Linked DNA regions of Mus musculus: all the other regions are linked to region 4. Evidence: chromatin loops called from intact Hi-C (ENCODE). Cell type or tissue: left cerebral cortex. All regions are shown on one strand. Each heading gives the region's core, and the rest is flanking DNA. Links, peaks and the distances in the headings are about the cores only. Region 1 holds the start of Lmbrd1 (LMBR1 domain containing 1). Region 2 has its middle 17 kb from the start of Lmbrd1. Region 3 overlaps Col19a1 (collagen, type XIX, alpha 1). Region 4 holds the start of Col19a1 (collagen, type XIX, alpha 1). Region 5 overlaps Col19a1 (collagen, type XIX, alpha 1).

The links. Peaks named below come from ENCODE experiments on the same cell type or tissue, not always from the same donor. Only the 100,000 strongest peaks of a DNase experiment are listed, where the experiment ranks them.
Region 1: a loop joins it to region 4, with 5 times the contacts of the local background. A loop is called at or near these places in 3 of 42 quality-filtered maps.
Region 2: it touches region 4 in a loop (7-fold over the local background); 3 of 42 quality-filtered maps call a loop at or near these places.
Region 3: a loop joins it to region 4, with 1.8 times the contacts of the local background. A loop is called at or near these places in 2 of 42 quality-filtered maps.
Region 5: a loop joins it to region 4, with 2.1 times the contacts of the local background. A loop is called at or near these places in 3 of 42 quality-filtered maps.

What each region holds. Positions count from the first base shown.
Region 1 is chr1:24,675,659-24,681,837 of GRCm38, forward strand. It overlaps Lmbrd1 (LMBR1 domain containing 1), which reads left to right and starts at 2,886. Exons shown (of 16, transcript NM_026719.2): 1 at 2,886-3,158. The coding sequence starts at 3,099. In left cerebral cortex, for the core only: CTCF peaks have their summits at 2,944 and 5,361 (motif pointing left); DNase peaks (open chromatin) are centred at 2,342, 2,912, 3,408 and 3,890; H3K4me3 peaks cover 2,342 bases; H3K27ac peaks cover 2,281 bases.
Region 2 is chr1:24,658,504-24,664,682 of GRCm38, forward strand. No RefSeq gene overlaps it. Among named protein-coding and RNA genes, the nearest start is that of Lmbrd1, 17 kb to the right of the region's middle. In left cerebral cortex, for the core only: no CTCF peak of the experiment used is centred there; a DNase peak (open chromatin) is centred at 3,263; H3K27ac peaks cover 2,415 bases.
Region 3 is chr1:24,449,588-24,455,766 of GRCm38, forward strand. It overlaps Col19a1 (collagen, type XIX, alpha 1), which reads right to left. Exons shown (of 51, transcript NM_007733.2): 13 at 4,157-4,210; 14 at 2,175-2,210. Among named protein-coding and RNA genes, the nearest start is that of Gm26418, 96 kb to the right of the region's middle. In left cerebral cortex, for the core only: no CTCF peak of the experiment used is centred there; a DNase peak (open chromatin) is centred at 2,752.
Region 4 is chr1:24,583,906-24,590,084 of GRCm38, forward strand. It overlaps Col19a1 (collagen, type XIX, alpha 1), which reads right to left and starts at 3,532. Exons shown (of 51, transcript NM_007733.2): 1 at 3,445-3,532. In left cerebral cortex, for the core only: a CTCF peak has its summit at 2,667; DNase peaks (open chromatin) are centred at 2,388, 2,598, 2,857, 3,201 and 1 more place; H3K4me3 peaks cover 2,472 bases; H3K27ac peaks cover 1,404 bases.
Region 5 is chr1:24,464,833-24,471,011 of GRCm38, forward strand. All of the region lies in intron 11 of Col19a1 (collagen, type XIX, alpha 1), which reads right to left. Among named protein-coding and RNA genes, the nearest start is that of Gm26418, 81 kb to the right of the region's middle. In left cerebral cortex, for the core only: a CTCF peak has its summit at 3,754 (motif pointing right); no DNase peak of the experiment used is centred there.

The DNA.
Region 1 (6,179 bases), core at 527-5,526, 92 kb after region 4:
AGAGAAGCTTCAAACCAGCCTTACTTGCCTAGAATTTCCCATACAGTCAGCTTTACAACCTAATTCAGAGCTTTGAATTTAAATTATGCACTCTTCCATGCTGCTGACTGAGAGAAATGTATGCATATTTGTGTACACAGTTTTGGCAATCCTTTGCTAAAAAAATAACTAACGGATTAGAAGCAATCTCATATGACAGAAATCCATAGTCTGGATCTGAAACATGAGGCAAACACTTGAGTACTGAAGGAGATGGAATCCCCAGAATGCAGTGCTTTGGGGAGGTGGAAAGACCACAGAAAGTGGGTCCTAATGAAAATTAGGCCACCAAAGGCATGACCTTTGAGAGGTGTCTTAGTTAGAGTTTCATTGCTGTGAAGAGATACCGCAGCGACTCTTATAAAAAAAAACACTAAATTGGGGCTGGCTTCCAGTTTCAGAGGTTTAGCCCATTATCATCATGGTGGGAAGCATGGCAGTACGCAGGCAGAGATAATGCTGGAGGAGCTGAGGGTTTTACATCTTGATCCACGCAGGCAGCAAAATGAGACTGGGAGCCCCAGTGGGTGTAGCTTGAGCATAGGAGACCTCAAAGCCCCTCCCCCACACAATACATCACACTTCCTCCAACAAGGCTACACCTACTCCAACAAGGCCACACCTCCTAACAGTGTCACTCCCTATGGGCCCAGCAAGCATTCAAACACATGAGTTTATTGGAGCCATATCTATTTAAACCTGTGGGGAAAGCCTGCAAATGAAAGGGATAGTCTACCATGTCGGGTCGGGATAGCTCCTCTGATCTCCACACAAAATGGAAGACTTCCTTCACCAGCAAGGCTTCCCTTTCTGGAACCTTGTCTGAGGAATCCAGTTTCTCTCATCTTCTACCTCTCTCTCTCTCTCTCTCTCTCTCTCTCTTTCTCTCTGCTCATATATAGTCCTTCTCTGCCCTGAATAAAGTGTACGCATACAAGCCCTCCCTGAAGAAAGGTATGTACACAAGCTAAGATGGTCTAAGAGAGCTATTCATCAAAATCCTTGGAGAAGGCCTTCTCCCTGGCACCTGCTCACACTAGACTGGAGTCCTGTAGACCCCACTGGTTCCGAATGCTGCTTCATCCTTCAAACCTGGTGTGTATCAGCTGTGTCTGGATACTTTAGAGAGGAAACAGAGGAGGTAGAACTACAAAACCACCACAAGTGGACTCAGTCGCTTCCTCTATTTTTGTTCTTCAGCTGCCATGAGGTAAAGTTTTTCTCTACCACACAGTCTTACATAATATACCATGTAAGACACCATGAGTCAAAGCAATAGATTGGATAACCATGGGTTCTAACCTCTGAAATCATAAACCATAATAAGACTTATAAATTGATTATCTCAAGTACTTTCACTTAGTGATGGACAACTGCCTAATGGAAGAGGTCTCAAGGAACCTATTTGAAAATGGACATAATACTACGATATAGAGAAAGGTGTTGTCTGATTCATACCAATGTGGAATGGGATCTGAATCCTATGGAAATATGCAAAAGTAAGTTATTTGTTCCATGGCAGAATTAGGGAAATGCAGCTTCAGGAGGAACAGCTTGTGCTCACAAAATTACTGATTATGTGATCGTTTTCAAAGAGGATTTGGGCCATTGAAGACAACAGGGATGACTGGTCTCAGGTGGTTTTTGATATCTCCTCTAACCAGCAAGCCTACTACAGAAGGGTTAAAAGGCATTGGCTCAAGAAGTAAAGCACAAGCATGACTTGTTGGTGATGCACTTGGGGACACACATGAGATCTCAGAGACGGACACACACTTCCACCAGAGAGTTTCTGATGGGACCGGTTCATATAAAACACATTCTGTTTCCACTTTCTTCTCATTTCGACACTTCTACCCAACCCTTAACTACTGCAGACTTCCAGTCAGAAATAAGACCAAGGTGAGTAATAATATCACAGCAGAATAAACTATAGCGACGATGGAGTTCATCCATAAACTGTTTTGACTGCATCCTAAGTGTCTTAGTGTCCTAAGGATGGAAGTGTTTATTGGGTTCACAGTGCAAGGTTTCAGCGCATTGTTGTGGTGATGTTATAGACAGCAGGAACTAGAGGTGGCTACTCACATCCAAGGTCAAGCGCACACAGCAATGAGTTATGCACGCATGCTAAGTAAGTCTTCAGTTCTGGTCCAGGGATGTGGAAATGTTACCACCCACATTCAGGGTGGGGCTTCTCACCTCAGCCCAATTAAAGGAAAAAATCCCTCACAAGCCCACAGGACAATGTATTCGAGACAATTTGTCACTGAGTCTTCCGAGATGGTTCTGCATTGTATCAAGCCCACAGACAAACGTCCACAATCAAAACTAAATATCACGCCGGGGTTTGTTTATTCAATTTAAATACACACTAATACACCACGGGACCCAGGCAAGCATCCCAGGTTTTCCCTCAGCTTCACATAAGATTTACAACAATCTCTGTTTTGTTCACTTGAGCATATTATTAGCACCTACAGTTCATAGACTCGGACATTTTAATTGTATGAAACCATCATGGAAATTCACAGGTACGCGCAGATGGAAAAAACAAAACAAAACGAAACATCACGTGGTAGCACAGTGCCGTCAAGCAATGACGTGACCTGGTCATCAGCAAATTATAAAGTCATCTGGGCAGATGACATTCTTTTATTCTGAGTCATTCCTGCACCAGGATGACTTCTGATTGCATAATGGGATCAAAACCTTGTTTTTGGAAGCAATGAAAACCCGTAATGTCACTCTACATTCAGAGGCACAGACACAGCCCTGCCTCCGTAAAGCTCCTAGAGTGCCAGCAAGATCAAGTGGCACGCAGGCCGCGCGTGGGCGGGCAGCGTGGTGACGTCACGGTGCGTCGGGTGCGCCCCGCCTCGGCTCGGCTGGTCGCCAGGGGACGCTCGCGGGCCGGGTCTCCTTGGCAACCCTCCGCTCTGCCCCTCCGCCCCTTTAACCTTTAGGCTGCGCAGTTCCGGGTCCCTCTTCGTTCCGTCCCGTCCCGTCCCGTGCCTTCCCTCCCCACCCCTTTGGGCTTATCCGGACCGGAAGCGAAGATGGCGGCGGCGGCGGCCGAGCTGGTGATCGGCTGGTGCATCTTCGGCCTCTTGCTCCTGGTAGGGGAGGCGCTCCGAGTTCTCCCAGGGTGAGGGGGTGGGAGGAGGAGGAGGGCGGGCCAGCGCTGGCCTCGCCTGTCGGGGACCCTCCTCGCCCGCCCTGCTCTCTGCTGGGTCCGCGAGGGTCTCCGGAGGAAGGCGAAGAGGCGCTGATCCTCCGCGGTCTCCTTCCTAACTTCAGCCAGCTTCTGTCTCTTGTCTGAGAATGTAGCTGGCGGGTGAGTTTGGGGACGAGCGACCCTCGGGGTGGAGAAAGGCGTGATCACGGCTTGAATTGGAGTCCTCACCGCCTCTGGGCCAGGCTTCTGGGCTCTGACAGAATCAATTGTTTATTTGTTTAAATGCCTCCTTCCCCCCCCGCCCCCCCTTGTTTCCCCGCGCCCATTGTGCGATTCTGCCTTGATGACGTGAGTGTCACGTTCTAGGTATTACATTCCACTTAGAACGCTGTAGAGCCGCTTGGCCAGGCGGGAGGTTATTACCTGTCTGACCTCAGGTGCCTTCTTTTCCAGACTTCTCTGATCATTGGGTGCACAAAACCCAACTGTAGTGACTCAGAGTGACCTGGTTGTTACTTTCTGACTTCGTTTAGTTTGCTTCTCTTATGACATTTCATATTGTCAAATCCTTCCCCACTCTACAAAGACTTCAGTCCTATGGTCAGTTAGTGTTTGCATTTTGAAACTCGTCCGATGTGTTTCAGATTCCCTATACTGACCCTTGGGTAGTTTGTTCAGGTAGTCAAGTTTTTCAGTTTTTCATCAGGTAGCGCGCGCACGCGCGCACACACACACACACACAGAGATACAGACACACACACAGACACACACACGCACACGACACTTGCCTTGCATGTTCAGGAACCCTAAATTCAGTCTTAGTACTGGCATGCTCCCTTCACTTTAACAAATCCCATTGCCCTGGGCCATGCTTAGCTTGTGTCCTGGAGGGAGGCTATCTAGCCCTGTACTAGGAGAGAATTCACTGGCTTTCCCAGCCCATATGTTTAGTGAAAAATAAGCATGTTACCAGCAGGAACGTAGAGTTGGAGTATCTTGATTAATGAAAAAGCATTTAAAGCACAGTAGTTTTACTGTGGATACAGTAGTTTTATCTAGGAGGATACAAACAAAATAATAAGTGGCTTTTTAAGAGGGGGCTGATCATAAGTTAGGAAATAGAGATCTTAAGCATTGAAAGAGAAAATATGATTTTATAAGGGAAATAGGACTTGGGAGAGGATACTGTTGGAAGAAAGTGCCAGTGGAAAAGTAGCCTTTGGATAGTTTGTGGCCTTGAATCAGGAACAACCCGGCAGTAGAGAAGTACTGTTGCGAGGTGCAAAATGTGATTTACTAAAAATTAAACGGACAGTGGTGGCACACGCCTTTAATCCCAGCACTTGGGAGTCAGAGGCAGGTGGATTTCTGAGTTCAAGGCCAGCCTGGTCTACAGAGTGAGTTCCAGGACAGCCACAGATACACAGAGAAACTCTGTCTCAAAAAACAAACAAAACAAAAAACAACAACAAAAACCCCCAAACAAACAAAAATTACTGTCAGTCTGTTTAGTGCTTGGCTTATTAGAAAGGAGCTGTATTCATGTCTGCTTTTCGTTCTGTCTTCAAGAAAGTTATTTTGGTTGAAGTGTGTGTACAAAACCTAGTCAGAAGTAGAGGACTGTTTTGGTAGCTGGAGATGTTCTTTGTGATTGCACCAAAAGCTAGCACATACCAGTTTCTTCAGGTTCTGTGGCAGTGTGCAATCTAAAACCGAGAGCGTTGTCTTCCCTTACGTTCAAGGCCATGAGTCCGACTAAGTGCTGAGGGGAGCTTTTGCCCATTCCTGGCTCTGTTTTGTGATCTCTGTTTGCTACTTAGGAGCTAGTGGTAACTCGCAGTTCATCTCCTAAATATGGATATACTGAATTAGGCAGCATCATATATTACACTTATTAAACACAGATCTGGTCAGAAATGTCCTGAGAAGTCCTAAGTATTGAAAAGTTGTCAAGCTCACACTACTGTGTTCAAGCTTTCCAAGTTTCTAAATGTCACTCAAAAGCTTGAGGTTTTAAATTACACTTTAGGGCTGGAGAGATGGCTCAGCAGTTAAGAGCGCTGACTGCTCTTCCAGAGGTCCTGAGTTCAATTCCCAGCAACCACATGGTGGCTCACAACCATCTGTAATGAGGACCCGATGCCCTCTTCTGGTGTCTCTGAGGACAGCGATAGTGTGCTCACATACATGAAATAAATAAATCAATCTTTAAAAAATATATGTTAAATTACACTTTATTCATTTGTATGGTTTGTATGTGTGTTGTTCCTGGGGCTGGGGTGGAGTCAGTGCAGGTGTGTGTGTGCATGTGTTCATGCATGAGAGAGTGCACCGCAATGTGTGGGTGGAGGCCAGAGGACAACTTCCTTCTATTTATGGGTCTTGGGAACAAGCTCAGCTCTGACACCAACATCTATGCTGGTTAAACCCTCTGTAGGTTTTGTAAGTGATATTTCATTTTTGTTCATTTGAGAAGTACCACTAAAAACCAAAGTCTAAGTCACTTTAGTTTCAGTTGTTTTTTCAAATAAAGAATGCTGTTGTGTCAGGAAGATTGGCTTTCAGCTCTAAGAGTTTTAAGGAACCTTGTCTGGTAACCACCATCATACTTTGCTATAGAGTGGGACATTATACGTCCTTTTTTATTTTATTTTTTTAAGATTTATTTATTTATTATATGTAAGTGCACTGTAGCTGTCTTCAGATGTACCAGAAGAGGGCGTCAGATCTCATTACAGGTGGCTGTGAACCACCATGTGATTGCTGGGATTTCAACTCAGGACCTCTGGAAGAGTAGTTAGTGCTCTTAACCTCTGAGCCATCTCTCCAGCCCCTATACGTCCTTTTTTATCTTACCGAACAGAGGTCAAAACTTACAGGTTGAAATTTAATAAAATGAATTTTTATTGTTTCATCAAACAAAGTAATAAGTAGTTGTGTTGTTGTATTTGTGTGTAGTGGT
Region 2 (6,179 bases), core at 496-5,495, 74 kb after region 4:
AATTTACCTTTTTTCAAGTGCAATCTCTAACTACTACACTAATAACTCAGAATTATGATTGATAAGGGCTTCTGAGACTCTAATCTACTTTATATTTCTCTTGAGAAATTCCTATAGGCATGCTATCATAAATAGGATTGCCTCTAGTATCCATCAGCCTAATTAACACTCTGTGTTCTTAAGCAATGCCATTTAATAAGAATAAAATATAAACTAAACAAATTTTATATTTTCAGTGAACATATTAAAAACTAAAAAAGTGATGAAATTCACTTTAGTACATTTTTTTACTGATCAATATATCTAATGTGTTATTGCAATAATAAAATTGGAACAAAAATTAATAGGGAGATATGTTTTACCCTCTTTTATTTTGTTTTTATTATTTAGTCTTCAATTAATGTAATAGAGCTAAAAGCTAAGACCATTTATTTAAGCCAGTTTATTTTATAGACAAGCTATGACTGGCTATTCCAAAAGTATTGTATATTGGCATCATGTCATCTCTTGCAACATACAGAATTTTTTTAGTGACTAATACTGCCAATAATACACCCTAGTAGTTAGCACTCTACAGACTAATGTATTTCCTTCATGGAAGCAAAATTATTTCCAGGGAATTAGTTTCTAAAGTTTCTGATTTTTGTGCAGTCAATGTTGAAGGATTACCAAAAAACACTTTTTATTTCATTGCTGTTTCGTATATACACAAAGAATGCCCTTTATAAAAATTCTGTTAGTTTTCAAATGCTACAGGCATTTAATACCACCTCTCCCCCAAAAATGTTGCCTCTCAACTAGACTTCTCTATGCTTCTGCACACAGGTCACATGGGTTTCTTTTCTCAGCTCCTCTAAGCAGGTGGGATAAATGATGCTTTATTGACTTCAGAATTTCTTAAATGACAACATGACAGGCAACACAGCAGCTGACAGTGGATATTTAGAAAGGACCACTGAATTAAATCAGCTTAGATACCTTAACCATATGTTGACCTCAGAGCAAAAGTCAAGAAATGTATTGCACTGGGGAAGATGGTTTTTTTTTCTCTTGTTTCAGCAGGATTTGTAGGAGATTCTTTGATAGGGAGGAACTCAGGACTGCCCACTTGAAGGATGCCAGACCAGGAATGAGATCTCCTTACATCCGACTTCATCTCCTCTACCCTCAGCCTTCCCCTCTGCCTTTCCTTTGGCAACACAGGCAACTGCCTCCCAGAGGCCTCCATATATGGAAGTCACAGATATTGGGGATGCTGAATTGAATCCATCAGTTTGGGTGATACCATGGTCATCAACCTAAAACTCATTTTCAACTTTCAATCAGTAGTCCCTGGGGTGAATGATGGCGAATGGGAGTCATGGCAAATGGGAGTCATGGATGGGTAACGCTACCCTAATGACTAAGTCAAATACCCCTTAGCTGACTGACACATTTCCTGCCAGCTTTTCCCTGCCTCCAAGTCAATCTATCCACAGTGACACTCTTTAACACAAGGATCAAACCCAGAAGGAGGTCTGAGTCACCTCCTGGCTACAGTGACATCCAATATACAGCTGACCTCCTTCCCCTAACCATCCACCCCATCTTCTCTCAATGCTTTTCTGTACTTCCCCCTCCAGGCCACTACTGACAGCTGTTCCTATTAACATCTCACTTCAGGAACGTTGTGGTTCCTTACCCACATGGAAGTTACAAAACATCCTTCTCTTCACCCTATTCTTCCACTTTTACCACAAGATTCCCTCTTCAGGATCTCATCCTACATGTTTCCACAGCATCACTGCCACCAAGCCAGTGTGTGTTAAACCTCACCCCTTTGTTGGTGCAATAACATTACTGGTTCCTGCATTAAACCCCACTTCAAGGTTTTTTGTACCTTCATAATGATTTTTCCCCAGGTTTATCTCTATGAGCCTGTCTTAGTTAGGGTTTTACTGCTGTGAACAGACACCATGACCAAGGCAAGTCTTATAAAAAGCAACATTTAATTGGGGCTGGCTTACAGGTTCAGAGGTTCAGTCCATTATCATCAAGGTGGATACTGCATGGCAGTATCCAGGCAGGCATGGTGCAGGAGGAGCTGAGAGTTCTGTCTTAATCCAAAGGCTGCTAGTGGAAGACTGACTTCCAGGCAACTACGGTGAGGATCTTATACCCACACCCACAGTGACACACCCATTCCAACCAGGTCACACCTATTCCAACAAGGCCACACCTTCAGATGGTGCCACTCCCTGGTCCAAGGATACACAAACCATCACAGAGCCCAAAGAAGAACTCACAACATCTGGAAGGAAAACAAAAGGGAGATCTTCATCCCTCTGCTCATAGGCCTTGGTATCATCATCTCTTTGAGTGACACAGGAACTGCTGGAGCAGCCCTCATCCAAACACACCATCTGGCCTGTCTGGATGCTGCCATGCTCCCTCCTTGATGATAATGGACTGAACCTTTGAACCTGTAAGCAGCCCCAATTAAATGTTGTCCTTGGAAGAGTTGTCTTGGTCATGGTGTCTGTTCACAGCAGTAAAACCCTAACTAAGACATAGTGCCAATGGAGAAAGTGGATACATTTTGTGCTTGGAATCTGTTAAGTCTACATCAATTGTAAAATTAATCACTGTTGTGAATTAATGAGTGGTTTAATTTTTTTAATTACTTTTTTCATTTGTGTATAGAGGGGTGTGTTGTGTTGTGGTGTGTTGTGTCTGTACTAAGGTTCATATGTGGAAGTCAAAGGACAACTACGTTAAATTTCTCCTTCTACTATGTGGATTCTGGGGAGTGAACTCATAACACCCAGCACAGTGGCTTGTGTATTTTCTATTCTGAGTATTTTTTATTTAGAAAAATAACCTATGTTATGCAACTAGAAAATGATAATAGGTCATGGAAAATATATCTAAGCTCTCCCAAAAAAATCAATATGGAGGAATAGCCCATGCTCTTCACACTTAAGGTCCATCTTTTGCACCAGCCCCTGAGGTAAAACCATGGGATGAATGGAAAGAACTTCATGTAAGAACAATGCTTTGGATGGATGGCTTTGGAGATTGTAGTTTTGAATTGAAGGACTTCCAACCTGTCCTCAATGGCAACTGGGTGAGGCCATGGGTCAGGGAAGTGTGACTGGATTTCAGACCATGGCTCAGAGACTTTGTTTGAAGTGGTGATTGGGTGCCATCAGAAAAGGTGCCATCAGAGCAGATGGAGAAGGGACAGTAGGAGGATGCATTGGGAAGTGGCCGCCAAAGCTGCTGGCTGGCTCAGGCCCAGGACGTGGGAGGAACAAGCTGGATAGCATATCACAGCGAAAAAGCTTGCATTCCCTTTTATAAGCATGTCCTGAAATAAAAGAGTAAAGCAAAAGACACTGTAGGGAAAGATGAGAAAAAGTACATTAGTAAAAAAGCAAAAATTATGGAAAAATTGTCTCAAGAGTAGAATCCCAAATTGGGACAAATGATAAGCACGGCTCTTCAATTAAAAAAGAATTATTAGAGACCTCATGTGACATTTGTCAGGAAGATAACTACCACATTACTGAGACACTCCTCATCTGTTTCATCCACCCATCCTCTAATAACCCCAAGGACATACATACTGTGATGGTGAGCATCAGCTTGACAGACTCTAGGGTCTTCTGGAAGATGAGCTTCTTGGTGTGCCTGTAGCAGATTATCTTGATGACTTTAATTGAGGATTGAAGACTGCCCATTATGGGTGGTGCCATCACCTGGCTTGTCTCCTACTCTGTATAAATGAAGAAGGAATACTGAGCAACAGCACACATCTCCCCCTTGCGCTCTGCTTCTTTACTGTGGATATCATGTGAACATCTACTTCAAGTTCTGCCTTGACATCTCTGTCATGATTGGCTTGCACCTTGAACTGTCAGCTAAGGTAAATCTCTTCTTCCTTAAAGGCACCTTTGAGAGAACATTTTATTACAACCAGATGAAGAAAACCCAAAACATGGCACTCCTTCTGCTGCTCCACTTTATTTCTAACCATGAACAGCAGAGAGTGAGCAGACACAGTGGACAACCCCATCTCTTGTCCCTGTTACTTTGGGGTTTTAGATGCTAGCCTGGAGTGGAGCTTCAGGGTCTTATCTATTGCCACAGTGATGTTCTTGCTTGTTCAAGATAGTGCCAAAGGTCACATTTGTGCCCACATTGGGCAATGTGGTGGTCTGTTTACTAATTCCCTTGTTTGGTATGTATATCTCAAGGCTAACATCTATGTTGGAGGTCTCTTCCAGTGCAAGGTAGGTTAAATCCTTAATGAAAGCTTAAAGCTGAACATCAGGGTTTTGTTTTAGGGAACTAATTTTTCAAAACTGATTTTGTTCCAGAAGTTTGCTTCTCCTGGAATTCTAAGGCATACTTAATTCTCAATGAGATGGTTTCTTCTCTCCAGAACCTACTTGTTGGGTTCCATCCTTTTATGTTGGGAAATCACTAGTTAAAGATGGGTATTGTCCTATTCCCATCTCCAATGAACTTTATTTTCTCTGTTGTAAAAGTAAGGGAGACCTTAGAGTTGCTTGGGATCATCTCTCAATTTTCCTGGCTGAAACGACCTAAAGCAGCAGAAACATGTCTTTTTGAAATCCATGTGTATAGGACTGATGTATCTGTTATGCCCCAAATTCCCATTTTGTAGAAGTCACTATTCATAGATTCATGATTATTATGTATTTTCTAAATTTAAAATTCATTTTTGTACTTGTTTATGGATGCATGTTCATGTATGCATACATATGTTAGTGGTGCATATGCGCATGTGTGCTGTGAATGTGGAGGCCTGAGTTCAATCTAAGTATCTTCCTCCACTAGTTTCCACCTTTAGTAGTGTGACGGGGTCTCTCACAAAACCTGGAGCTTCTTGATTGTCTCTCAGTAAGACCCATGGGACCTTTTATCTCTGCTCCCCCAGTGCTGGGATTATAGGCAAGTCCCTCATGTCTGGCTTTGTAGTGTTTCTTAAAGTGGCCATTTGACTCATTCATTTGGTAAGAGGTTATGGATAAATTATCATATGACAATCTTGAGGATGCAAGGAACAAACTTGTTAGGAAGAGCCTGAGGACTAGAGGTACACATGAAGGGAGCCGATAAGTAAATAGGTCATTTTTAATATGTTGAAAGAAAGATGAAATTTCAAGACCTGTAAGTCATATAAAGTACTCAGAAATTGCTGGTTGTTTGTGAGCCTAGAGGCTGCCTGGGGCTGAGAAAAAAGAAAAACAAACCCGGATATGCCCCGTAGTTAAAACATTCCTGGGAACAGCTTAACCTTAAAGATAAAGAGGAATGTGAGGATATGACAGGGCTATCTGAACTGAGTCAACAACTCACAGAACTCTGACACCCTGCACATACATGTAATTTTTCTGCTGATGTTTGAATAAGCCAATAGTGTGTCGCTATGCTGAATTCCACACACCCTAGCTTAGGGGTGTGGAATTCAGCATAGCTCCATAAAAACCCCTAGCTTCCGAGCCTCTTGGCCGACATCTGTTATCTCCTGTGTGGGATGCATGTCAGTCCAGAGTTCGGTCATTAAACTACCTCGTGTAATTCCATCAAGATGGTCCTTCGTGATTCTTTGGGTGCCCGCCGAATTGGGAATTGAGTGGGGGGTTCCCCACTAGGTTCTATCAATGTCACAGTAAGTGAACATGCTGGTTAATGAGTACAGTTCTGGATAATCACAAAAAAATGCTGTTTTAATTAGATTCTTTTTCTTAGTTATAAAGACAGAGGTTCCTGAGAATGCCTTAAGTCATGTGGAGTTTATTAAAAGGCTCCATGTGGGAGTAAGTAAAACAGACATTGTGCTCATTCATTGTAGCTTCCTGCCAATTTAAGAAATGCATCAAACCAGGCCTGGAAGAAGAGCTAGACTCTTCCTTGGTAGAACTGAGTTTCCTCAACTTCAGGAATGTGAAAAACCTATTCTTTCTTTCATCAATGTTCCACTCATAATATTTTTATCCCTTATATAACTGTCCTGTTGACTAAATTTCCATTTGTCTCCTTCTCATTCGTAGCTTGTACTTCCTGCTTCTTTCTCCTGGTGTTGTATTACTCAGGGACTCTGTCCTTTGCCTCTGCTGCCAGATGTTGGCAACTGTCTTCTCCTTGTACACCTTTCTTCTGCTCTGCTT
Region 3 (6,179 bases), core at 475-5,474, 130 kb before region 4:
AAATGGATGGAACTAGAAAACATAATCCTGAGTGAGGTAACCCAATCACAAAAGAACACACATGGTACACACTCACTGATTAGTGGATATTAGCCCTGAAGCTTGGAATACCCAAGATATAATTCACAAACCACAGGAAACTCAAGAAGAAGGAAGACCAAAGTGAGGATACTTCTATCTTTCTTAGAATGGGGAACAAAATACCCATGGAAGGAGTGATAGAGACAAAGTGTGGAGCAGAGACCGATGGAATAACCATCCAGAGACTGCCCCACCTGGGGATCCATCCCACATACAATCACCAAATGCACACACTTTTGTGGATGCCAACAAGTGCTTGCTGACAGAAGTCAGTTATAGCTGTCTCCTGAGAGGCTTCACCAGTGCCTGACAAATACAAAGGTGGATGCTCACAGTCTACTATTGGACTGAACACAGGGTCCAATGAAGGAGCTAGAGAAAGGACCTGAGGAGCTGAAGGGGTTTGCATCCCCATAGGAGGAACCACAATATGAACTAACCAGTACCACCCCCCCCCAGAGCTCCCAGGGACTAAACCACCAGCCAAAGTGTACACATGGTAGGACTCATGGCTCCAGCTGCATATGTAGCAGAGAATGGCCTTGTCAGTCATCAATGGGAGGAAAGGCCCTTGGTCCTGTGAAGGCTCAATGCCCTAGTGTAGGGGAATGCCAGGGCCAGAAAGCAGGAGTGGATGTGTTAGTGGGTAGGTGGGGGGAGGGGTGTATAGGGGGCTTTCTGAGGGGAAGCCAGGAAAGGGGATAACATTTGAAATGTAAATAAAGAAAACATAAAGCTAAAAGTTTCTTTCAAAATTACTTCATTCAATTTTGAAAATAAAATCCTTCAAGAGCTTTGTTCTTCTAAAGTAAAGCCCCTTGTCTCACTTCTTGGATTTCCTATATACCAAGAAACCGTATTCTTCTTTAAGTGCCAGTTGGAAAATGATTTGAAGTAGAAAATACTTTCATTCCATTTGGGTTGTTCAAGTCTAGGTAAAATACACACATATAAGATCACAGCCCTTCAAGTTTCATTGTTCTATGGCCAGAACTGGGAGACATCTACCATCACGATGGCTCTTTGAATATTAGTGACTTCATGCTTCATTTACGGCATTAATAATATCAATGACAGGCCTCAGGCTACACTTGATTTTATTTTTTTTTCCTTTTTCATTAAGCTTAGAATCTTTCTTAAGTTAAATGAGAATCTTTAATGCTCTATGTAGGGAATTTGTAGTAGTAGATTGTATGTAAATGGGAATACTCCATATGTTTATGATTAGATACTTAAGAAATGATGAAATATTAACCTGACAACTATCCTATCATGTGCACATTATTAACTTTTATCACGAATCTCCTGCTGTTTTATCATTTGCAAATCTTATAAATAAATCATGGGAAAATAGTCTCTGGTAGGTTTGCAAGCAAAGTAACAACCAGTGTGAAAGTGTATCTCTTGTCTGAGTGTGGTGGTCCACACTTCTAATCCCAGCACTTGGGAGGCGGAGTTCAATGGGTCTCTGTGAGTTCAAAGCCAACCTGGTCAACATAGAGAATTCTGAGATCTGGGTGTGAGGCAGGGGAGGGGGAGGGGAGGGGGGAGAGGAACAGAGGGGAATGAGGAGGGGGGAGGAAAAGAAAGAGAGAGATAAGGAGGAGAAGGACAAGGAGGAGGAGGAGGGGGAGGAGGGAGAGGAGGAGGAAGGGGAGGGGAGGAGGGAGAGGAGAAGGAGGGGGAGGAGCTTTTCCCTGTGGGATGATTATATCTAGTGTCACTTTTACAATTTTTAGGCCAAGTGGAACTCTCTACTTCAATTTCTCATAATATATATTTTATTCAAAAAATAATGCCTAATCAACCACAGGGACATGGTTATGAACCATGGTAAGGATGTAGAAATATGCTTGAGGTAGATACTGATTACAGACTTCTATTAAAAAAAAAAAAAAAACACCCCTAAGGCTTTGGGTCAAGTATGTCATTGCTCAGGGCAGAAATTCATCTTTAAAGTGAGAAGGTTTGCTAGGCAAATTCAAAGTTCACTATCAATTCCTGTAATACTTAAATTGTATCTCAGTCATGATGTAGTATAAAAAGCAAATGGAACATTTCGATTTTTGGTTTTTTTCTTTAGAATTACTTACAGTTAAGGCTGGTGGCCCTGGAGGTCCCATATCACCCTAAAATAGATGAAAGAAAAGTTGCAGTTAACAACAGCACCTTTCTGTACATTATTTAAGAGGTTATGGAGAGAAACAATATAAAATGATAAATCTTTTTCTTTTACATGTTTATCTGTTTTTTGAGAACTTCGTGATATAGTTTGAATCATATTCTTCCCCCGTTTTCCAATTCCCCCAAACCCTTCTCAATTTCCCTACCAGAAAATTCATACTTTGAAAGGACATAAAAATAGAATTTTTCTTAAAAATTTTTGCACAATGATAGCTGTTTCATGTTCCCTTTGGGGCTTATGATATAAAAATCGCCTTGTGTGCCCTCATGCTTTCTGCAATAGCAAAGTGTGTTTTGAAAAACTAAAATAATCTAAATTTTTTTTATTCTTTTGACTATGAATCTAAAATTAGAAAAAAATTATCTTTCCAAATATGGTTCCTTGCCAAAAGAGCAGCTGGGAAGCGTCATGAAGGCAGATAATTTTTCTGACAAAGTTTGAATGAGGATCAGCAGAAATAATAAGTGGATCTCTCCGCCCCACTCCATGCCTTCCAGCTGCAAGGAGCTGTTCCCACATCCTCTCCTAGGCTCTGCCGCATCGGCATCACTTGTGCCTCTAGCTCTGAGAAAGCTCCCTCCGTCTGTATTTTCCAGTACTAGAAATGCTTTGCTGACCTACGTGAATACAGGTTTCCAGGTGTGTGTATCTTGACTATTAAAAAGTCTTTGAAAATGCTGGGTACGGTAGTACACAATGTAAATGCCAGCACTCAGGGTAGAGGCAAGAGGATCTTTGTGACTTTAAGGCCAGCCTCACTGACACTGCAAGTTCTAGACCAGCCAGGGTTACACAGTAAGACCATGTCTTTTAAAAACCGTCTTTGAAACAGTCTCCAAAGTTCATGTTGTGTCACCCTGGTGCTCTTCTGTCTCAGGAGTTCTAGTCACTTAAAGAGAACTCCGTAGTCATGGAGACCGAGTGCTCTGGCTGTGCTTTTGTTGCCTTGAACGTCATGGAGTCTTTGTGTCTGTGGCATGAGCCATCAGGTTGTCATGCTAAATCTAGGATTTTCTCTTTTTCTCATTAAACTTAGTATCTTAAGTTCTAAGGCATAGCATTGTATATTCCTTCTTTTTGGGACAAGTAACAGTTGTTAAGGAACTTAAATCAGTTACTAAGGATTGCTCTGTGAGATCATCTCTAGTGCAAAGATAAATATTTAAGATAGGAAGGAATTCTGTATGCTCTCAGCATGAAGAATAAAATGCAGATATATACAATTCCCACGAAATCTGAATTGCCTAATTACGGCACTCAATACAACCCTTGAATTTAATACTGGTTGGTGCGCACTGAAAGGCCACTTCCAAAATGCTGTTATGAAACGGTACAGGGGGAAAGCACAAGAAATGGTTCATTTGATTTAAAGTGGAGGCACAGAGCGAGCTTCCTTTCCACCAACGCCACCTGTCTGATCATTAAGAGGTGACAGCTTGGTGTTACTGGCTGAGTTTCCTGACACAGGACACCTTTGCTAATGTGCTGATGGACCGCTCACGCTGTCAAGCAAAGGTGAGAAACAGGAGGTTTCACTCCTGTGTTAATGTCAACGAGTAACTGCACACACAGTCTCTCACACTGAAGCAACCAAAAGGCTTTCCTTACTCACAAGCTTTTCACACAACAGCCTTCTGCCATATTCAGGATGTTTGGGTCACCAGATAGGATCTACAAGAAGTCACTCACTTTAGGCAGTGTGTGTTTGCGCGTGCATGCGTGTGTGTGCGTGCGTGCGTGTGTGTGCGTGTGTGTGTGCGCGTGCGCGCGTGTGTGTGCGTGCGCGTGTGTGTGTGTGTGTGTGTGTGTGTGTGTGTGCGTGCGTGCGTGCGTGCGTGTGTGCGTGTGCGTGTGCGTGTGCGTGTGTGTGCTTTTGGGTAGATACAATACCTTGTCTCCTTTTGGGCCAGGTGGACCTTGAGGACCCGAGTCACCTTTCAAACCCTGAAAAGAACATAACAAAAATAGTTTTCTGTGGAAGAGTCACCAAAAGTTTCAATTACTGATAGAGTATTAGAAAAAAAGACAAAAAAAAAAAAACCCAAAAAACAAAAAACAAACAAACAAACAAACAAACAAAAAACAGTTCATGCTTCCCTGAACTCCCAAATCCCAATCTTTCCTTTCTAGTACAGAAACCGGCAATGGCATCACTGTGGTAAGGTCCATGTGCTGTGTACTCCATCGTATCTGTGCTTCAGAGACGTTAAACCAGCACTCGGCCTCAATATTGCATATTTGTGCAACTTTGCATCCTGCTAAAATTACATTAATTCACCATCTGGGGGACCATCATTTAGATCTATATGAGCCTTGAAATATCCTCTTTGGATTAAATTTGTGGATGTTGTAAATACCTCTGATTTAGCATTGATTTAGCCTTTATAGAGCTTGCCAAAAAAAATCATGAGTTACATCAAAAAACATGTTCATGTCTCTATCAAGAAATTTAATTATTGGGAGGAGAACTACAGAGGCTGCATTCTTCTGTCACTCACGGGGCTGGAGGCAAAATGTAGTGCTTGTCCATTTGAAACTATGTTTCAGCTTTCTAATTTTCTTTTTTTAAAACCTGGATTTATAAAGATATCAAAGGGAACTACATGAGACAGAAAAGTTGTCAGATATGTGTTTTCAAATATGTCAAATCCTCCTGATTCTTGGGTGTTTGGAGGTACTTAGTTGGTGATGGCCACATCAATTCTTTCAATCAGCTGAAAGTGTTCTCTGTGGAAAAAATAAGGTGAGTCGGATGGACACATCCTGAGTACGTGTGAGCAGGGAGGATACCTTCCTTTATTTTGAACACATGGGATGGGGGAGGAAGAATAGTGGGAAGGGTGCATTTGGGAGTGATGTTACATATGGTAAGTCTAAACATCTTGCTGTTCCTAGCACAGGGATCTAGCTATCACTTCTTGGGAGTTTTGTAGGAAATAAATAATGCACACCCCAGCACCTACAGGTATTCATTATAGAATTGAAGGACAAACCATGGTAATAAAAGTAATTAGATGAAACAATTTTGTAGCACAGAATGTGAAAACCATGTCAGACATTAACAAGAACAAAGGATGAATAAAACATTCAACTTGAAAAACAACTTTGAAATGAATAAATACCTTAATATATTTTAATCATTTTAGTGTTTAATAAATAATATTTAAAGTGTAGTAATCTACTACACTGTATCTGGAATATTATTTGGAATATCTATCTCTTCCTTTCTGAAACAGTAGATACTTGAGAGTAAAAGCTGGCAGAAGAATATCCTAACCACTCACAGGGAGACATGCCATTTCTGTGAATGGATTTCTATCATTCATTTATCCACATGTCCACTAAATATTTTTCCGGTACCTTGTGGCCACTCACTACCCTAGACCTACTCTGTCTGATAGAGTAGCTTCTCATTGGACGCTCTTCTTCTCCAGCCCCATTCTTCTCAGTGATAAGGACTGAGCCCAGAGCCTTGGTCATGCTGTCAAGTTCTTGACTACTGTGTTGTACTTCCCGTTTGCTTTATAATGTGTAGTTTAAGAAAATCATGTTAGAAATAATTTTGCCCAATCCTTTTCCCTTCTCCATCATGACTAATAGAAACTGTAACATGTTTACTCTTGTCTTGAGTTTTTCGTTTTCTCTATATTTCTGCATCACTTTGGAGATCAGACACAAGAGAAGAAGGTGATAACAAAAGTAACCTCTATTACCTCATGCAAATCAGGCTCCTCTGGGTGCTCTTCCTAATGCCTTGCCCTTGGCTTGCTCAACTTGGTTATCTAAAAGTATTGCTAAGTCAGCTTACAAATCTCTTCTATTCTCGGAATGGCAATCCCCTAAATTAATCCCTAAGCCCCACCTCCCCAAGGACTAGGTAACTTCCTGAAATGCTGGGAGTTGTAGTTCTTGG
Region 4 (6,179 bases), core at 713-5,712:
CTACTTATGTACTTATTTATTTATTGCTGGACCATCTCTCCAATTTTATCACCATCTGGGCACTCTTACTGTGCCTTCAACTCTCAGTTCAAAAGCCACTTTTGTGTATTCTGTGAATGCCATCTCAAGCAGTTCACTATCCGCTGCCTTGCAGGCTGACTGAGCTCCACTACTCGTCTTTGCAGTCTGTACTAAGCAGTAATCGCTTTCTTACATTGTCTCCACTCTACTTATCCTCTTAAAGAAACATAAACTGTTACCTTTTATTCCTTAGTCTCCGGGAAACCTACCTCCTGTAGGTAGCTATGCAACCAGTTGGAAGAAGGAATGCAGTCTTGGGCAATTTTTTTAGATGAAAGTGAAACAAATATTAAGATCTATTAGTCAATACAGTGAGACTCAGACTGCTTAATATTTGTAGGAGGATACATATGAAATAAGAAATTGTAGGGAAGTAGAGAAAAAAAATCGCTAGAAGGCTTGGTGAATGTGATTTAATGAGATTCCAAAATAGTAATAGTGTTGAAGTTGATCTTTGCCCCGACAGAAAGCATACTCCTTGACTGCTAACATTTGTACTACTGAAGAATTTGCCCAAATACTTCAAGGTCCCATAGATATTCTCCTTTCATTTCAAAAATAGTGTTCACTTCCCTGAAGACGTCAACCGGAAAATTCTATTTGGACATACCTAAGCAGTTTTCTCTATTCTTGACTGTGTGTCTGCTTTATTGACGTACCTCTCTGAATGACAGCTGTAAGCACTAGCTGTTCAGATACCCTAAATATCAACAACTCCAGCCGCCCTCCACTACTCTCTGATTACAAGCTCTGGTTCTGTTTTCCATAGGCAAATCCCGGCCTAAGATACAATGCCATTTAGAATTTCATATTGATAGCTTTGTATATTTTCCCAATTCACCCGTCTTTTTCAGTGTATTTTTTATCTGAATGGCTCTTGGCTTTCTGATAGAACATTCTTAAGAGGTGTTTTCCGTTCACATTCTACAGGGTGAATAGAATATGCCTATTCTCACCATCTTGCCCTTAGATTCAGTATATGGCTTCCTCACCTGGTTGTCTTACTATTGGTCCATACAACAGCATACAGCACCCTCTGCTTCTCACCCTCCCCTCTCAGTCTCTTCTCTGCAGGTATCATCAGCTCTCTTCATCTTAGACTTCACCTAACTTGTGCTTTCAGTCTTACCCCGCATCGCTCATCCCTCGACACCTTTAAGCTGTCACGTGCCTCTCCTTCTGTCTTCCCTTCGTGCTCTCCTCTGTTAAACCTGCTTATCCTCTGCCTCTTTGAGGCACAAGTTCTCAAGAAGGCCTGCCTGGAGTAACTCAACGCATCCCCTTCACTCGGTCTTCCACGACACCGTTTTACTTCCGGGCTGCATAGTAGGTTATCTACAGCTCCACGACCTTTTATCCCTGCTTGTTGCTCATCCTTCGTTTGAACCTCCACGTAGTCCCATTCCTATAGTTTCTATCCATATTTCCTTCTGTCTCTAGAGCCATTCAGGACGCAGCCTGTTTCTGCTGCCTCAGAAAATGAACAGAAATTTCAGCAAGGGAGATTAAAATGCAGGACCAGAAAAATAGATGGAAAGGTTTCATTTCTGATGAGCACTATGGGCTTTCGTCTGTTTGGAAAGAACTTGGAGATAACAAAAATTCAGATGCAAATATAATTGCACGTGGCTTCCTTCCCTTCCTTTGGCTATTCTGTACCTGTCCATATGCAGCGGCTCTCCTGTCCTATTCTACTGTTGGAACTTTTTTTTTTTTTTCTGGGACACCTTACTTAGTTTTCTTAACACTTAGGGAAATCATTCTGGTCAAACCCTCCAGAGAATGAGTTTCCTATTCCTAGCGGCTACCTCTTTCCACCCTGAAGAATTATCCCTATCAGAAAATCCCATCCATTCATCTCAGGCCTGAGAACTTACAATTTGCACCATGAAAACACGGCGATATCCCGGTACCTCCTTTGCAGGCGCCTGGTGAAGAGCTTTCTACTTAGAAAGAGCCCAACGGGCTTTGCTCACCTACTCAGGAGAACCTAAAGGCCACCCTTCTCGGCCAGGCTTCTTCCTCCCTTAAAGAACAACTGTAGTCCTTGATTTGTACAGGAGTGTTGCTTTCCTTAGCTCTGATTAGTGGGAGTGGGGGTGGGCAGATGTATATTCTTCTAAAGCGCCTCTAGTACTCTCTCATCCCTTTTGCTCCTCAGACCTCCTCTCCAAGGAGAGGTTGGAAGTAAGTAGTCTGAATTGGTGATGGGGTGGGTGGAGGCTGCACAATTTATTTCTGTTACCCTTCCATCTCCCAGCTCACTCACTCTAGATCTCACATCACCCACTGTCGCAATTCCTGGATGGTTCTATTAAAAGTATATATTTTCAGCATCTGGGTCCCATTCTCTCCATTGCCGAGTCCATTGTCCTCCGAGACCCACCATGCGTTCCCCTCTGTCCCCCATGGCACGGGGCCCACGTGGGTAACCTGCCCACCCACTCAACTAGTTCCAGAGCCCTCCACGACCTAGCTGGGGTAAGGTTAAGCTTCATCTCCCGCCTGCTTCAAAGGAGCTGGCTTGTGCAGTGGCGCGCTTGGTTCCGGGCCAACAAACTTCTCCAGGACCATGCGCGCCGCCTCCCTCCTCCAGGCGGCGGTGGCTGCGGCGCCGGCCGGATTCCCGCAGAGCCGAGGGCCGCGGGCGGAGGCGAGGCGCCGGCCCTTTGCGCCGGGACCCTGACGTCCCCGCGGCGGCCGCGGCTGCGAGGACAGCGGGGACAGCGGCTGCGCTCCGGCTGGACGCGCTGCGCACTCTGCGTGTTGAAGGAGACACAGGGCCAGGTACTCCGGGACCAGACCCGGATCCTCCTCCGCGACAGCCTAAGCCGGGCTTGGGACCCCCGCGCGGGTCGAAGTGGGTAACTCCACCGGGTACACGAGCGTCCGAGCTTTGCGTCCTGGCTTTCACCTCTCCCGGTTACAGCATCCAACCCTAGAGACCACAGCCCCACAGCATTCGTAGCTTGCTCTGTTCGTTTACCCCTTCTTCCATAGCTCGCGTGCCTTCCATCCGCATCAGCATCGCATACACTTCTGCTTCCCAAACCCAACCAGAAAATCCACCGAGAACTAAAGTGGAACGCGCGAGCCCGCGTGACCTGGACGCACAAACACGAGCCACATTATAGGCAGCGTGTCAAAGTGGCCTGATCTGGCCAAATGCACTCGGTCCCCTCGTCTCCGCGTGGGAATGCAGGTGGGCAGATTTTCCCCTCGAAATATGTGCACTTGTGCAGTACGGTTGTGACATTTTCTTTAAAAGCAGATGCAGGCAAATGACCAGAAATACAGCATATGGCAGAGACCGGGCTTGTGAAGGCAACATCAAGCAAAATGTGGCAGAGCTGCGCAGCTTACCTTGGGTTGGTGTCAGAGCCCCTGGGAGGCGCGGTGGAGTCCGGACAGGGCTGCCGCACCGCCGCGGAGTGGCCCGCTCCAGCTCCCAGCGAGTGGAAGCGGGACGCATCTCTGCCCTTATTCGTCCCTTCAGTGTGACCCTCCCACTCGGTGAGCACGGAGGACTCAGCAAGACAGTCCTCAGCCAACTCATGCCCAGGTTTTCCTTGATCACACAGAGCTGGGTACTAAGTCTTTCAGGTTTCTGTTTTAATAGCAATTTCATAGCGGCAATGACAGTTGGGGGCAGACGCTTTCTCACTTCTGACTATGAAGTGTCCTCAAAGTACGGTGCGGTGCAGTGCGTGGTATACATTCACAGGTAGATAATTGGCTTTTTAACAGTCGAGCTAAAAATAAAAAAGGGTATCGTGTATGTTTTATTTTGCACTTCTATTTCTTGAGTTTATCTAAAGTTAATCAAGTCAGCTTGCATTCTAATCATCGTTCTCTATGTAGGTTTGTGTCTACATCCATAAAGGTATGTTGTGACTGTTAAATATATTATGCTTCAATAGTCTGGTGTTATAAATATCTGTCTTGTAAGTCTTCGAGATCTCTTTCAATATGTGGAGGGGGTGGGTATAGCAGTACATATACACCTACAGTAAGTATATACATACATATATATAGTATTATGTGTCTATATTCAGATTTATATTCATTCATAGTAAACATACACATATATTTATATACATATAGTGTGTGATTTTTTTAAAAACACTAGAATTTGTAAGATTAACCCACAGGTTAAACAATGCTTAACTTCTTTTAGTTGTGTGTTGCCGCAGTTGGAGAGAAAATATGTATTATTAATCCATAAGAATGGAAATCATTACCTTAGAGTGTTACCTCAAAGACATAAGTCTCACTTAGTGAGATTCCCAGTCCAAAGACGACAAGACCACAGTGGCAAAGATTTTAAAATGCTCAGAACAAATTTTTAAATAGCTCATTTTCACCTCTTTGGAGGAAGACCATTACAGCATCAACCAGTGGGTTTGTAACCTGCCTATTCCCAAAGAAAACAGAACACTGAAGTGTGAGAATTCACAAACTGCCATGAACCACGTTTCTGTCAGAATTTCAAGCCATACAATGTGTCTCCCTCCTCATGTGCTTTCCTTCACGAATTTTTGGTTGACTGTGGAAAGAGGCCAAAGGAAAAGGCATCACGTGAGTCCAGCGGCTCAGTTGCCCATTTAAAGACAGGATTCCTAAGCCTTCCCTAGGCATCTGGTGAACCTTTCCATTTGCTCAAGTATCCTAATTGAATTTGTTTCCTCGTTTGTCAGTTATATTTTTATATATGCATTTTATGCCCAGGATTTATTGTCCAGACTATTCAATTTAGCTATTTGCATCAGATTAATACTCTTTAAAAATAAACTTTGAAACTGTAGGTCAAGCCGATGAATTTTACTCCACTGTTTCAATAATTTCTCAACCTTTAAATTGCTCATGAAGTAGCTAAGCACATTTTTGTTTCTTTGTCACAATTCTCCTTTGCTACTTATAACACTGAAGAGACAAATTTTTGGATACCTTGAGAAAGGAATGAATCAGGTTTAAAACTGTTATCAGCTATGCTCTGTGTTCTAAACACGCCTGTGAAGACAGCCCCCTTCCTTCCTTCCTTCCTTCCTTCCTTTCTCCTTTCCTTCCTTCCATCTATCCATCCATCTGTCCTTCTTTTTTCCTTTCCTTTCTTCCTTTTTTTCCAGAAACGATTTGAACCTAGACTGCTTTTATGATCCCAACCTATTATGCCCATAGGTTTGAGGTTTTATCAAATACTTTTTGTTGAATTTTAAAGTGACTTCAGGTAGCAAGACCATGAAACCACGCACCTTTTATTTATCTACATCAAATACAACTATAAATGATCCCCTGGATTCTGAAGCTACTTCTGAGGGGAAAGTAGTTGAGAGTTACTGTGTCTCTTTTAAACTTCGCTTCCCACTCTCTTCAGTTTCTGCTCTTTTCTGGGCTCTCAGCTTTGCTGCTTCTTTTACTTTTGTCCTTCATAGTTCTCCCCACGCCCCCACCCCCGCTTTTTTTCCCCAAGAAGAAAGAATTTCAGCATTGCCCCCAGCTAATTTCTTAGTTACCAAACCATAAGAGTGTTCATTCTTTATTGAGTTTTCAGGGCACAGCCATACATGACTCTCATGCATGCCCCGTGGAAATGGCTCAATGCATCCACAGTGTTGAAAAGACCTTACTGTTGACTGTAATTACCAAACCTGACTTGCCATTGCTCAAATGCACTTTCATTATATCTTTTCTGGGCCAGTATTACAGTGTGCTGTCCTTATTCGTATTAGTCCTAAATTAGTTCAAAGCCGGCTAGGGAAATCTACTAATTTTAAGGTCTGTTTTGCCACTGTTTCTGAAAAGTTCTCATCCCACAGAAATTGATATTCTAAGGCTCGCCTCTCTCTTTGCTTCCTTTCCTGGAAGACTCTAATTCATGACGTGTACTCAGTTTACAAGTGACTGCAGGATGGGATCACAGCTGCATCTTTCTCTTGGTTTCTTAGTCCCTCTCCCTGGGATCAGTGACACCGAGCGGAAATATGATAAAAGACAAGTGACTGGCCTAGTCATGGGGACAGCTTGGTAACATGTGTTAAGTTCTCCAGAACAATTTCATAGTAACAGAGTGGCATGCCCTGGTAGAAAAAAAGAGCCAC
Region 5 (6,179 bases), core at 635-5,634, 120 kb before region 4:
GTATATCATGCAAACCTAACAATTGAATTTCTTTTAAAAATGCTAGTCTGTTTATCCATTTACTAATTATCTGCACATCAGCCTTCAACAGGTCTTGAGAATAAGAGTGGGGGAAAAAAACAAAGTAAAATGATTAAAATGATAATTGATGCATTTTTGTGGCTATTAGTGTTTCTCCTCAGGTCATACTTCAGTATTTTGTATAGAGTGTGTTGTGTATAGAATGTGTGTTGAGTGTAGAGAGTGTGTAAATATAGTATGTGTGTGTGTGTTTAGTGTGTGTGAGTATGTGATATAGAATGTGTTGTGTATGTAGTGTATGTTGTGTATGTGTAAGGTATGAACAGGCTGTACTATATCTGCATTGCATCACTAAGGTGATTTTTTCACCTATATCTTTGCAATTTTTTTGATGAGCATTGTTATTTCTCTTGCAAAAATATTAAATTAATGGGGGCTGGAGAGATGGCTCAGCGGTTAAGAACACTCACTGCTCTTCTAGAGGTTCTAGTTCAATTCCCAGCAACCACATGGTGGCTCACAACCATCTGTACTGGAATTGATGCCTTCTTCTGGTACTCATATACCTAAAATAAATAAATCTTAAAAAATATTAATCACCCAATTTTAAGAAATTAGAACATTTTAAAGAGTGAAATACTCTATAAACAGAAATACATATGTGTAGTTCTAATGATCTAAGATTATTGGCATCTAATAAAATGAAGTATAAATAACGCACAGGTAAAATAAAACGAACAAATTCAATTTTCATAGCATGTAGAGACTAGAAATGCAGTGAGGACTTTAAGCTTAAAATATCAGGTGAATAGTTACTCCAGAGTCTCAGGAGATTAATCTCTTTTTTAAAAGTTAAAAATTGATTCTCTATCCAATGAGATGGCTCAGTAGGTAAGGGCACTTGCCACTATGGTGTGGGACCTGAGATCAATAACTTCATCCCACATAGTGGAGGGAGAGAATTGATCTCCTGAGCTGTCCTCTGATCCCCCCCTTGTATGAAACAGTATGCAGGCCTTCTCTACCTCCACGCTCCAAATCCAAAACAAAGCAAAGCAAAGCAAAACAAAACAAAACAAAACAAAAAAACCATGAAGGAACCTAATTTTAAGAATCATCTTCTAATTGTCCTAGACACATTTCAAGGGATATCATTTCACTGAGCTCCACGAATTGTCTGTCATGACAGAACATTCACCCGGAAAGTGATGGTCTAGACAGAGAATACTACCCATGACAGAAAGCTTAGGAGTTGTGTGTCTAGCACCATAGGCTGTGGCTAATGGAGTGTGCAAAGGGACCTTAAAAATCTTCAGACTCTAATGACAAGCGTCCTATTAACGAGGCTGAAGAGATGAGTTGTCAGTTAAGAACCCTGGCTGCTCTTCCAAGGACTCAGCTTCATTTCCTTGTATGCACATGGAAACTCAAATCTGTCTGTAATTCTAGTCCCAGGGCATCTGACATTCTCTTCTGGCTTCCAAAGGTACCAGGCCCATGTGTATATTACCCTGGCATACATTCAGCAAAAGACCCACATACATACAAATAAATTCTAAAAAACAGTCCCATCGACAGAGAAGAAAATATTTATCTATTTAGAAAAAGGGTTGCCTATAAGGTGGATAACAGTTATTTATAAAAGTGGAGTGAAATTTTTGGCATAGGAAGACAAATAGAATTTCACAGATACTATCATCAATATTTAAAATGTATTTGATCACAAACATAATCTCAAGTTTGAAATAACTCTGGGGCCAGTGATTCAGTTCTATTGCACATCATATGCCTAGAGTAACTTGTGTGAAATCTGGGGTTCAGCTTTGAGCACCTCAAAATAGAGTTAAAATTGTACATTCTTACAGGACATTAGAAAAGTTGGCACTGGCTGAAAGAAGGGCAAAGAGAGATAAGCCTTTGTGATGATGTAATGATGATGAGGGTGGTGATGGTGATGGTGAGGGTGAGGATGATAGTGATGGTGACATGATGATGAGCATGGTGGTGGTGAGGATGGTGATGGAGAGGATGGTGATGGTGAAGATGGTGGTAGTAATGCTGCTGATGCTGAGGTGGTGACTGTGATGCTGCCGTGAACAGAGCTGATAGTCTGTTGAAGTTAATCCTGTAGGGTAAGAGGGTGCGTTGTAACAGAAAGCCAGAGAAGCAGCACACCACTTCAAAGTGATCTTGAGTTAATTAAAAAAAAAATAAGAATAATCTACTATAAGCACCAACATTTTACATAGGAGTAAACCAAAGGCAAGAGATATTAGGTCATATGCTCAAGGTCCCTAATTCAACTCAGTCACCCTGATTTAAAGCCAGCATTCTAAACATATTAAATTTATTTGTTTCAAAACATAAAATCATTATGAAGCCAAGATGCAGAGCATCTGGATCTCTTCAAAGAAAGAGGCAAAGTTACTTAAAATGTTCACAGTGTGGGTCCCAGAAGGCACACAGGGGCTGGAGCAACAGCTTGGTGGTCCAGAGAGCTGGCTGCTCTTCCAGAATGCTGAGTTTCGTGCCCAGCACTGAGACACTGGATACCTCATGGTTGCCTGTAACACCAGCTCTTAGGGGGTATGATTGCTTTGGTCTTCATGGGCAAACACATGCTCACATATACATGTGCTCATGTGTGTGTGTGCATGTGTGTGTACACACACACTCATCTCCCCACACACTAAATGTATAAACAAATATTTTTTTAAAAAGCCAGATAGGCTGGTCAGGGTTTTTACTGAAGGGTGTGCAACTGTCGGAGTCTTCATGGTACACAGTAAAGGTCCATTCACTCTTTACCAACATACATATCTATCTGTCATTTGGGTCGTCTAACCTCAGAACTCTGGTCAGCTCTCCACTGTAGGGTGTCCCCTACACTGCTGGGTGTTTAGCATCATCCCGGGCCACTTTTCACTGTAGGCCAGAAGCCAGCCATGTCTCCTTGATAACAGCAAATAAGAATATTTACAGACATTTCTAAATATCCCCTAGAGGGTAACACTGCTTCCAATGAAGAAAACCATTGATAAATTTATTGCATATATGGTATATCTATGTAATAGACTCATGACATGAAACATTTCAGTGACCAAAACTATGTTGTAATAAAAGAATGCAAAGAAGGGATGAAATGTGCAGTCTGGCACTTAATTCTGGGCTGATCAAATAATACTTGTAAGTGTTATAGGATGAAAAGAATGGGTAGCCGAATGCAGCCAGGGCTCTGAGCAGAGAGTGTATCCCCAGGCATGGAACAAGCTATCCATAAGAGAAAACGTAGTGTGTTTGATAAACTATTAACAGACTAATAAGATTAATATAATCTAAATTGAGAATACATTTAAAAATATTATTTGGTGGTAGATTGATTAAAATAATTAACAGGGAGAATTTTCATTGTTCATTAGAAAGAGAAGTATATACTAACTAGCAGTCAGGCTAAGTATGTAGGGGAAAAACACCAAAGAAGTGCATAGATGTTAGATGACGAGCTTGTTTTAAGTGGAATCAACTGGTCAGGTCCTATGCAGGAAGCAGATGATCTCGATGGCTTCTCTGTTTTAAATTCTATCATTGTTTGCAGAAAAATGAAGTGGTGGGTTTTAAATCCAGACAAGAAAAAAAAACATACATTCATGTGTTGCATATTTAGTACATCTCAAACAAAAGAAAGTTGAAAATAGTAAGCAACAGCTGCCTCTTTCTCTCCACTGGAGGGAAGTGAGCAGGAACAAAACCGTAGCATTCTAAGTTTCCTCTTGAATTTAAGAAGCGCTCTACTCACTTTGACATCAGAGGAAGTTAGCAAACAGGAGGAGCAGAGGTTGTTTCTTTGTATTTGACTCGGTTTTAAACGATGAAATATTTTTTTAGAAGACATAGAATGTCTAAAATTTTCTTTAAAAATATAAACCCGGAAAGTTAGACCCATGGGAACCCAAAATCAATTCTAACCAAAAGAATTCTAGTCAATTCTAATCAAATTACGAGGACACGTGGGAGTTAATTCTCACCGATGACTTCCCTACTGTCTGTTCTTTCATAAAACTAATGTTAAGGTTAGATCATGTAGTTGAGTAGCCAAGTCCTTTCTACAGTGTATTAATTAACCCTGAAACGTATGTAAAACAGTGAGCTATTAACATTAGTGCTGTACATTTCTATATATATCATCAGGAACGTAACAGCACATATTTCCCCTACCAGGATCTGTGCTTTACGCAGGACGGATTATTTTTTTAATGTGTCTGTGCATATGAGAGCAGGTGCCGGCAGAGAGGCCTGAGATGTCGGTCCTCACAGGGCAGGAATTATAGGTAGCTGCGAATCACTCAACACAGGGGCTGGGAACCAAACTTTGGCCCTCTGCAAAAATATGCTCTATTGCAGCTGGAATGAGAATGGCCCCCAGCAGCTCATGAATCAAATGCTTGGACCCCAGTTGGTGGAATGGTTTGGGAAGATTAGCAGGTGGGACATTGATGGAGGAGGTGTATCACTGAGGGGGAGGGGAGATTTCAAAAGATTCCCAGTGTGTCTCTCACTGACTCCTACCTGAGGGGATAGGGATGTGAGCTTTCAGCTGTTCCTGCCGCCATGGCTTTGCTGTGCCATCATGGACTCTAATTCTCTGAAATATAAGCCCTAATTGGGCTAAAGCCCTAATTGCTTTCTTTGTAAGTTATCTTGGCCATGGCGCTTTCACGATAGAAAAGTAAACACACATATGTCCTTAACCATTGACCCATTTCTCCAGCTCCACAAGCACGGCATTCAGTTCTCCCAGAAACCACAAGTGGTTATTATTTTCACCCCTACTTCCTGGTATAGGTCAGAGACTCTAAGTAACTTCCATGCTCAAAGAACTTCCACTATTGCAAATTACTTGTTCAGTAAAAGTACAAACTCATCGGAATGTAAGTTCCCGTTGCCCACAGGCCTAGGGCTTTCATTGATTTTTGGCTGCAGCTGATGGGCAGCTCTTATAAAGTTGTGTGTGCTGCCAATGTGCTTTTCTAACTCTACCCTTGCCGCTTTCCTTGGTTTCCTTTCTCTGGAATTGTTCTGAAGCCAATAAATTAATTTGACCCTGGCAAGACAGAATAGAGGGGTGAGAGGAACTGATGCTCTGAGTATCAACGGTGAGGAGAGTTTGTCCATTAGCATGTCATCTTTGACAGAGGGACAGTTCCACACCTCCGTCTTCTGCTTTCCTGAGGCGACCTTGGCAGCATTTGCCCAGGTGCCCTCAATAAGAGGCAGCTCACCAACAGCCTTCCTGCAGTCCTACTTCTTGAGATGTCTCCTATTCTATAATCAAAGAATAAAACTTTCAAGAGACATGTTCAGTGGGGTTCTTCAAAAATATTTCTAAGACAAAATGTAAGGTCTATTATTTGAAACACAAAAAATGCATGTCTAGCAAAAATTTATCTCTAGTCACTGGCATTCAAAACAGACTGGAGTGGTGGTCTAGGCCTTTCATCCTAGTGCTTGAAAGGCAGAGGCAGGCATACCTCTGTGAGCCTAGCCTGATTTACAAACTTGAGTTGAAAGCCAGCCAGCCAGCCAGCAACAACAAGTGACAACAGCGATAGATCTAGAAAGATCTGTGATAATTTGCTGACTCAAACAGTAGACAGTTCCATTTAAGAAACAGTTTAACCTAGAGCCTATTATTGTTTCCAGAGTCATAGCTAGCAGTTAACTCTGCTAATTTCTGCAGGAGGAAAACTGCCCAGTGGACATTTATACGAGCACTGCAAAATTCAAGACTCTCTTAGAATCAGCCTTTGGGAACGATACATCTAGGCGATGGTCATTCATGCTCAGTAAAACCGTCTCAGAATTTCCAGGCTCCTGAAACCCGAATATTTGGAATAGAGACAAAAGAGGCATTTTCAGAATTGTTCCCATAACTCCTCATGGTGACAGGCTGCAGTTAACCAGTGCACCATGGGAAACATGATAGCGCAGGACATTAGCAAACTCCACATTACAGCCTACCCCTTCCAATCACTTACAACTGCAGTTTCTAGGTGATAAATGGCAAATTGTAAGAAGCAAGTCCTCTAAAAATGAGAGAGCAAGACAACAGAAATAGAAAAACAGAGAAACAGAAAGGGGGTGGGGGAGGGGTGACTGGT